Regions from separate parts of the Homo sapiens genome. Here region 2 is linked to region 1. A link is an interaction called in ENCODE POLR2A ChIA-PET data of the cell type or tissue named here. Cell type or tissue: GM12878. All regions are shown on one strand.

Region 1 (4,000 bases):
GATTTGTGGCTCCAGCCAAAAAAAACCAGGACCCCCTCAATCTCCAGAAGACAAAGGGGAGCCAATACTAATAACACCTTATTTTCTTATAGTACTGGGTACTTTTAGAAATATTCTAGCTGTATTAATCCATTCTCACACTGCTATAAAGAACTGCCTGAGACTGGGTAATTTATAAAGAAAAGAAGTTCAACTGACTCACAGTTCCACATGGCTGGGGAGGCCTCAAGAAACTTACAGTCATGGCAGAGGGGGAAGCAAACACATCCTTCTTCACAAGGCGGCAGGAGAGAGAAGTGCTGAGCAAAGAGGAAAAAGCCCCTTATAAAACCATCAGATCTCATGAGAACTCACTCACTATCATGAGAACAGCAGCATGGGGGTAACTGCCCCCATGATTCCATTACCTCCCACCAGGTCTCTCCTATGACACCTGGGGATTACGGTAACTACAGTTCAAGATAAGATTTGGGTGGGGACGTAGCCAACCGTATCACTAGCAACGTGGGATAGGAAGTATAGCTATCACTCCATTGTTTAGATGGGGAATAGGGCTCAAAGAGGTTAAATCAGCACTGTCCAATATAATACAAGCTGCATATGTGATATTATTTTCTAAGGTAAAGAGAAACAGGTAAAATTCATCTTAATAATGTATCTTATTTAAACCAGTATACCTCAAATATTATCGTTTTAACATGTAACCAACACTTTAAAATTATTAATGAGTTCTTTCATACTCTTTTCATCCTAAGTCTTGGAAATCTGGTGTGTATCTCACACTCACAGCACATGTCAGTTCATACCAGTCACATTTTAAGTGCAGAGTCATCACCTGTGGCCAGTGGCTTCCTTCCTGGGTAGCACAGGGTTAATGGTTAAACGCTGCATCTCAGGTCACACAGCAGGTTAAGGAAAGCAGAAATGAGAGTGAGGGTTCCGAATTTCTCACGCCCTGTTCTTTGCATGCATCACCTGCTTCTCGAGTGTTCCTGCCTGCCTGGAGGCAGTATATTGTGGTGGCGAGGGGTGTGAACTGTGGCTTAGATTAGAGATTCACATCCCAGCAGTGCTGCTTTTTAGCCATGGGGCCTTGAGCAAGTTCCCTGTCTGCACTCCAGTTTTACATGTGTAAAATGGTGATGATAATGAGGCCTGCCACATGAGGTCGAGGTGAAGAGTAAATTCATTTTATTAATAAATTAGCTCCGTACAGCACCCGGCATATTCAAGCCCTCAGTAAATATTCAGGGGCTCCCCTTTTAAAGGAGTCCTGCCTGTGCTGTAAAGGCTCATCTGCTACTGGAAGGAGGAGCTGCTTGGGCAGCTTTTGGGTTGACTAAGAGCTTATTCGATCAGCCTACTTCCCATGAGCTTGCACTTCCAGGGACCAGGAGGGGGAATGGAGGTTGCTGCTGGAATGTTTGGATTTGAGGGTTTGGAGTTTTCCAGTGCATCCAGACAAGGATGCAGCCACTCTGATAGCTTTTCACACAGCAAACGCTGGTTGGCCCCTACCAGGTGCCAGTCTTGTGCGAGATACCCTGGGGGACGCTGACAGTCAGCAGCATGACGTTTCCTCACTTAGCACGGTGCCAGGCGGACTTCCTGTTCCCGTGGGTACTGCATGATTTGTCGTCTCTGTGTCCTTGCTGACGTTTTATCCTCCCCTCAGTGCCTTTCCCTCTCCCAAATTTCCTCTTGTCCAAACCCACTTAAATGCCACCTCCCCTGAGCCTCATTCCTTGACCCTTGCCCCAGCCATCCTCCTTACCCCAAAAGCTGGAAACAGACACACTCCTTTCAGATTCCTGTAATGCTGTCTCTACCTCCCGGAGTCCCTTATGCACCCTCTGTCTTGAGGGGGCTGCCCCACTACACCAACATCTCCTGAAGGACTCTCATTGACCTCGAGATTCTTCCAGCACCTCCCTCACAACTGGCATGGGATGAACAAACTCATTAGAGAATGAATGAATGGAGTTAATCTTATCTCCCAGTTTAACTGAAAAGACAGAGACAGTGGCTTCTTCTGTAAACACCACAGCAGAACAAACGTCCATGCTGGCCTACTGAGTAATAGTTGTCAAAGGAGCATGTTCAAAAACACAGAGCCCTAGGCTGCCTCCCGCAAGGATTGTTTCAGCAGGTCTGAGGTGGGGCCCAGCGAGCTGTATATTTTTTCATCTCTCTAAGAGATTCTACAACACAGACAGGCTTGGAGAGACCCCCAACTTGGACCATTTAACTAGTGAGAGGACTAACATGTACATATTTATGATGCAGCTACAGGGCCCATGTGGACAAAGTACTGTGATTTCATTTCACAAGTACTCTTAGGTGTTAATTGTGTAAAGGAACTTCGGGTCCCATTTGGTTAAAATGTAGCTCTTATGAAAGGAAGTTGTAGGAAAGAAAGGGGGATGCCTGGAAGGGCCTTGGATTCCCTGGAAGACACTTGGACTGTGTTCAGGGAGCAGCATGGAACACCGCCGCTGGGGGAATGGCATTATCGGGCCACATGAGAGCATGTGGCCAGGACATCTGCACCTTCACACCATGTTCTTCTTCTCTGACAGGTCTCCCGTGATGGCCGGTGGACTGTTCGCCGTGGATCGGAAGTGGTTCTGGGAACTCGGCGGGTATGACCCAGGCTTGGAGATCTGGGGAGGGGAGCAGTATGAAATCTCCTTCAAGGTGAGCCAGCTCTCCAGACGCCCCGTTCTTGGCACAGCCTCCTGAGTGCCTGTCCCAGTAGGTGTCTCAGCTTCTGCCTGAGCTTGGAAAGACTGGAGGCCTCAGGGTTCTGTAGCCCTTCTGCCCATCAGGTGAAGAAGACAGGGGCTCATGGGCCACTCTTTGTTGTGGGGTGGGGGGGTGTGGGAGGGAAGGGGAGTACTCTCCAGCTGCCAAAGGCTGGTCCTCACCACAGCTCTGACTGGCATTTGCCTTGTGTCTTCTTAAGATGTTGGAATAAGGTCTTGCTTCTACTCAGATGGCAGGTCTGAGATTGAGATGTCCAGCAAATAAGCAGTGGGCCAGAGAAGCTAGGAAGGCCAAACAGGATACGTAGGCCTAGAGGAGTCCTCTCAGTCACCCCAAGTTTTCCCTTTGTACCTGTTGCTCTAGGAGTTTGACAAAGACCAGTGAGCATAAGCTCCAGTTGTAAAGTTACAAAGGCCTGGATTCAGATCCCAGCTCCATCATCAGGAGCTATCTGACTTTGGGCAAGTTAGATCACCCCCCCGAGCTTTCTTTCCTCATCTGAAATAAGGGAATAATAATACTACCTAGCTTACAGAGCTATCGTGAAGATTAAATGAGATCATGTCTAGAAAGTGCTTAGCATACAACCTGGGAACATGACCAGCAATTAATAATTGGTAGAAATTGTTAAAGTTTCGGTGAGTAAATATTTACTGTAACCTACTTGACCAGCCTATGGACTCTGGAAGCTTTCTGACAGTAGTGGTAAAGGAGTTACTAGTTAACTAATAACTAATTAAGCACCCAAACTTCCAAGGCTACATTCTCCACTTTATTTGTGGGAGTCTGTCTTGTTCTCAAGTGAAAGCTTGGACCTTCTGAGGGGAGGGTTAGCTTGTCCCATGCCCTTGTGGCCTGTCAGAGTCAGCTTCTAACAGCTTAGACCCCTGGCTAAGGCATATCCCCAGCCCACAAGGGACAGATAGCACCATTACTGATCTGACCCCTGTGAACACACAACTCTGATGCCCCCTCATCGGGCCTCAACTTTCAGTGCAAAGGACCATTGTCAGGCACAGTGAATTAAGGCTTTGGTATTGGTGCCAGAGTGCCACGATCAGATCCTAGCTCTGCCGTGTCCTGCCAGCTGTGTGATCTTGGGCAAGGAATCCTCACCTCACTGAGCCTTGGTTTCTACTTCCATAAAGTGGGTTTAATGAAACGTTAATCCTCACAGAGTTGTTGAGAGGATTAAGTGAGACCATGCTTATTAGGTGCTTCTTAATAAATTATC
Region 2 (4,000 bases), 130 kb before region 1:
CTGCCACAAGCATAGGACAGAGATGTGATATCATGAGGTCATGTATTGGTTGCACCTGATAGAACTTTTTATAGGTTAAAAAAATGTTTTCACAGACATTATCTCTACTGTTGGTCAACACTCCTTGACCTAAGCAGCTCAATGGTTATACTCCTTATTTTATAGTAGGGTCACTGAGACCCAGAGGGGCATATTGATTTGTACAAGGTCACAGAGCAAGAAAATGATAAAGCAGGGTTTCCTCCCTCCAGGTCTAGTATGTCTTCCACTTTCCCACACTTTCCCACGCTGGTGGCTGGCTGGAAACCAAGTTTTTCTCTCAAGGAGTAGGCAAAGGGCATTAAAATGAGAGCTGGGAGGTTACTAAGGGGTAGGCCTTGTCAGTATCACAAAACCTAACCTTACCCTGCAGGAAGCCTCCCTTCCCTCCCCTCCCCTCCCCTCCCCTCTCCTCCTCTCCCCTGCCTTCCCTTCTTCCTCTCTCTCTTCTTCTAAATAACAGTCTTATTGAGATATGATTCACATTTCAGTGTTTTTTAGTTTATCATAGACTTGTGCATCCATTACCAGTGAAGTATAACTCTCTTAAGTAACCATATAACTGCCTCTAGAGTGGGGAGGTTGACAGAGGAGAAGCCTGGTTATGGCTCCCTGAGCTCCCAGATCTTCCTTCTCAAGGTAGACAAAAACAGATCCTTACAGGGCTTTGGGTATGCCACTTGAATGAGTGACACTGCCTATTTAAGAGACTGGAAGGTGGATGAGTTGGAGAACATGCCCACCATCCCCGGGGTCATCTCTGCCAACTTAGCTCCTGCCAACTGCTGTCATGCAGGAATACAGGGCTTGGCTTGCCAGGGCTTCTGGTTTTTTGACAGAAACTGGACATTTGGATTTTTTAAGAGAACTTTCTGGATTTTTAAACAGAGGCTGTTGTTTTTGTTTTTTTTTTTTTAATATTGTGTGTGGTCCCTTATAGATGGATGACCTTAGACCTGCAGTTTGAGACTTTTTTTCATTATTTGATTTCTCTCATTCAGTTTCATCTGTTTTCATTCATTTCACTCATTCATTTATTATTTCATATCACTAGGGAGTGGAATTTTTTAGGTGTGTCACAGGAGCCAGCTTTTAAAAACCTAATACTGGATAATTCCCCTGAAGATCCATAAGATGAATACAATTGTGTTCTTCAATATTAGGAGTAGGCAATTCTGTAAAAGAGAGAGGGCTTGTGATGAAGATATAGTCAAATGTTTGGTTCACATATTCTTCAAACACTGTCACAGTGTTTGGGTGAGATGGTTTGATTTTCCCCCTTGTTCCAGAGTCAATGGCTGATGTTTTTGATGTTAGTCCTTCTATACAGGCTTCAACAGATGTCTCCCCAAATTCAGATGCTCTCCCAACAGTGCATGCACACCCCATCTCCTCCCATCTTATCATGTACCCCAGCAAAGAAAAGAAAGGATTCTTTTGATTGGGCAGTGCTGAGCTGTTTCATCCATTAACTCTTTGGTTTTCATACCAAACCTGTGAAGTTGTCACCTTTATTTTCAAGGTGTAGAAACAGGCTCGGCCAGGCATTACAGGTGGCTCATTCCTGTAATCCCAGGACTTTAGGAGGCCAAGGTGGGAGGATTGCTTGAAGCCAGGAGTTTGAGACCAGTTGGGGCACCATAGCAAGACCCCGTCTCCAAAAAAATAAAAAATAAATGAAAATAAACTGAGACTCAGGTTAAGCAATTGCCCAAAGCTACTTATCTAGCCAGTTGCAAAGTCCAACTGAGACTCAGGTTTAGCAGTTCCCCAAAGCTACTTATCTAGCCAGTTGCAGAGTCCATTTTGAAATTGGCTTGCTGACATTGAAACCAGTGTGCCTTTTACTCCTTTATACCTTCATGTCTTTGTGACTATACTTTCACCTGACCAAAGCTGCCTCACCCTGGATCTTAAAGTTGAGTTTTAGAGATTAGAAAAACCCACTTCATCTCTGCCTTCCTGTGTTTTCCATTTTTAAACGACATTTGTCTTAGGACTCTTTCAATTGCAAGTGACAGAAACTTGTCTCAAAGTGGCCTAAGTGGAAAAGGGAATTTATTGGCTTCTGTAACTGAAAAGATGGCACGTGCCTATAATCCCAGCTACTGGGGAGGCTGAGGCAGGAGAATCAATCGCTTGAACCAGGGAGTCAGAGGTTGCAGTGAGCCGAGATCGCACCACTGCACTCCAGCTTGGCAACAGAGTGAGACTCCGTTTTAAAAAAAAAAAAAAAGAGAAAAGGAAAGGGCAAGCTTTATTTTCCCATGCATGACTAATATATGTACAATATAGATTTCCTAGGGTCTTAACATAGCTTCCTGGTAAAGCAATGTTACATTTATCTGACATCATTAGGGAGTGAGGTTTTTCTTGATGAGTAGATTTTGCAGATATGTTTGTGCTATTAAGATTTAAATCTGTTTTTAAAAATCTTTCTTGAAACACTTCTTTGCACTACCAGAATACGCTGTTACAATACATAAATTAACATTTTCTGAGCCTTTTTGCATCATGCTTCTAGAAGTTAAGGTATATGTCAGCAGGTACAAAAATCTACAGAATAAATACGGCATTTCTTTTCAGGAGAAGAAGGAAGAAAGGAGTTAGGAAGGACTGTAATTTTTATATAAAAATAAACATGAGTATGTTATGAAATAGAGTGCAAAATTCTTAGGGATTTTTGAGATGAAGCCTGAATTGATTCAGGCTACTATCAATATGCCACCTTTCCCTCCTCTCCCATACCTTTCTCTATGTCCATGAGCCTTTAGAGAAAAGTAGACCCAGAATGTACTGAGAGCCTGTGTCTCCAAACTACAGTGCTTTTTTTCTTATTCAGTGTCTATTGTCTTGAGCAGTTCTCCATCACTGCTTATTCCTTACATTATGCTAGGGAATAATTGGGCATTGCCGGGGAAACCAGATAGTCAAACTTTTTTAAATGAATAACATTAAAATCCACACACATATACCTAAATCAGTAGACTTGGCAAGACAAGAGTTCTGTCCTTTTTCTATAAAATAAGTTCAAGGCTGTGTGACTTGTCTAGTGAGGACTCACACTGGGAAGAGATTGGTGAAGTCTTTGGGATTCTGATCACAGATAAATGGAGTATCCACTGGCCTGGTCACTGATTCTAGCCTGTGACCCTTGTCACTTACACGGATGTGGGCTTTCTATGCTTCTTGACACTAGTGCAGAATGATCAGCCTGTTCATCACTGTAAATGATTCTTATTTCCTGCTCTTTGGACTTTTCCTCCAGGCAGGTGCAGGGTATTATGGCCTGGCTATTCATGACTATTTGAAACTCATGGCTTTGATCATGAGGTTGAATTGCTTTTGGTCCCCACTGAGGCCTGCCTTTGCCATATTTAAAGGCCAATCCAAACAAAAGTCCAATTGTGTTTCTCATGAATGGTGATTAAAGTGTTTTTAGTTACAGAAACTTTTTTAAAAAAAAACTCTTAATTTGAAATAATTTTAGATTTACAAAAAAAGTTGCAAAAATAATTCTTTGTACCCTTTACCCAGCTTCCCCTAATGTTAACATCCTACATAAGCATAGTTTAATTATCTAGACTATGAAATTATTGAAACAATATTATTAACTTATATACCGATTTTATTTGAATATCAGCAGTTTTTCCCATTGATGCCTTTTTTATTTCTTTTTCTTAAAACACATTCAACCCATTACATTTAGTTCTGGGATCTCTTTAGTTTCCTTCAACCTGTGACATCTCCTCAGTCTTTTGTTTTTCATGACGTTGGCACTTTGGAAAACAGTAGCCAATTATTTTGCAGAATATCCCCCAGTTTGGCTTTGTCTGATGTTCTCTCATGATTAATTTGACACATTTAGGCAAGAATAACACAGAAGTGAGATGTTTACCTTCTCCTTGCATCATATCAGGGCATAGTCCTGACATCTTATTATGGGTGATATAACTTTGAT

What was found. ChIA-PET counts read pairs that join two places held together with the same protein. Peaks named below come from ENCODE experiments on the same cell type or tissue, not always from the same donor. Only the 100,000 strongest peaks of a DNase experiment are listed, where the experiment ranks them.
Region 2: POLR2A ChIA-PET joins it to region 1 with 6 read pairs; 4 of 35 experiments call an interaction of 5 or more read pairs at or near these places.

What each region holds. Positions count from the first base shown.
Region 1 is chr5:154,383,734-154,387,733 of GRCh38, forward strand. GALNT10 (polypeptide N-acetylgalactosaminyltransferase 10) reads left to right here. Exons shown (of 12, transcript NM_198321.4): 7 at 2,580-2,697. Among named protein-coding and RNA genes, the nearest start is that of MIR1294, 39 kb to the left of the region's middle. RefSeq lists an enhancer at 1,122-1,271. In GM12878, no CTCF peak of the experiment used is centred here; DNase peaks (open chromatin) are centred at 938 and 1,593; H3K27ac peaks cover 2,241 bases.
Region 2 is chr5:154,255,412-154,259,411 of GRCh38, forward strand. The region is part of intron 1 of GALNT10 (polypeptide N-acetylgalactosaminyltransferase 10); the gene reads left to right. Among named protein-coding and RNA genes, the nearest start is that of GALNT10, 67 kb to the left of the region's middle. In GM12878, no CTCF peak of the experiment used is centred here; no DNase peak of the experiment used is centred here.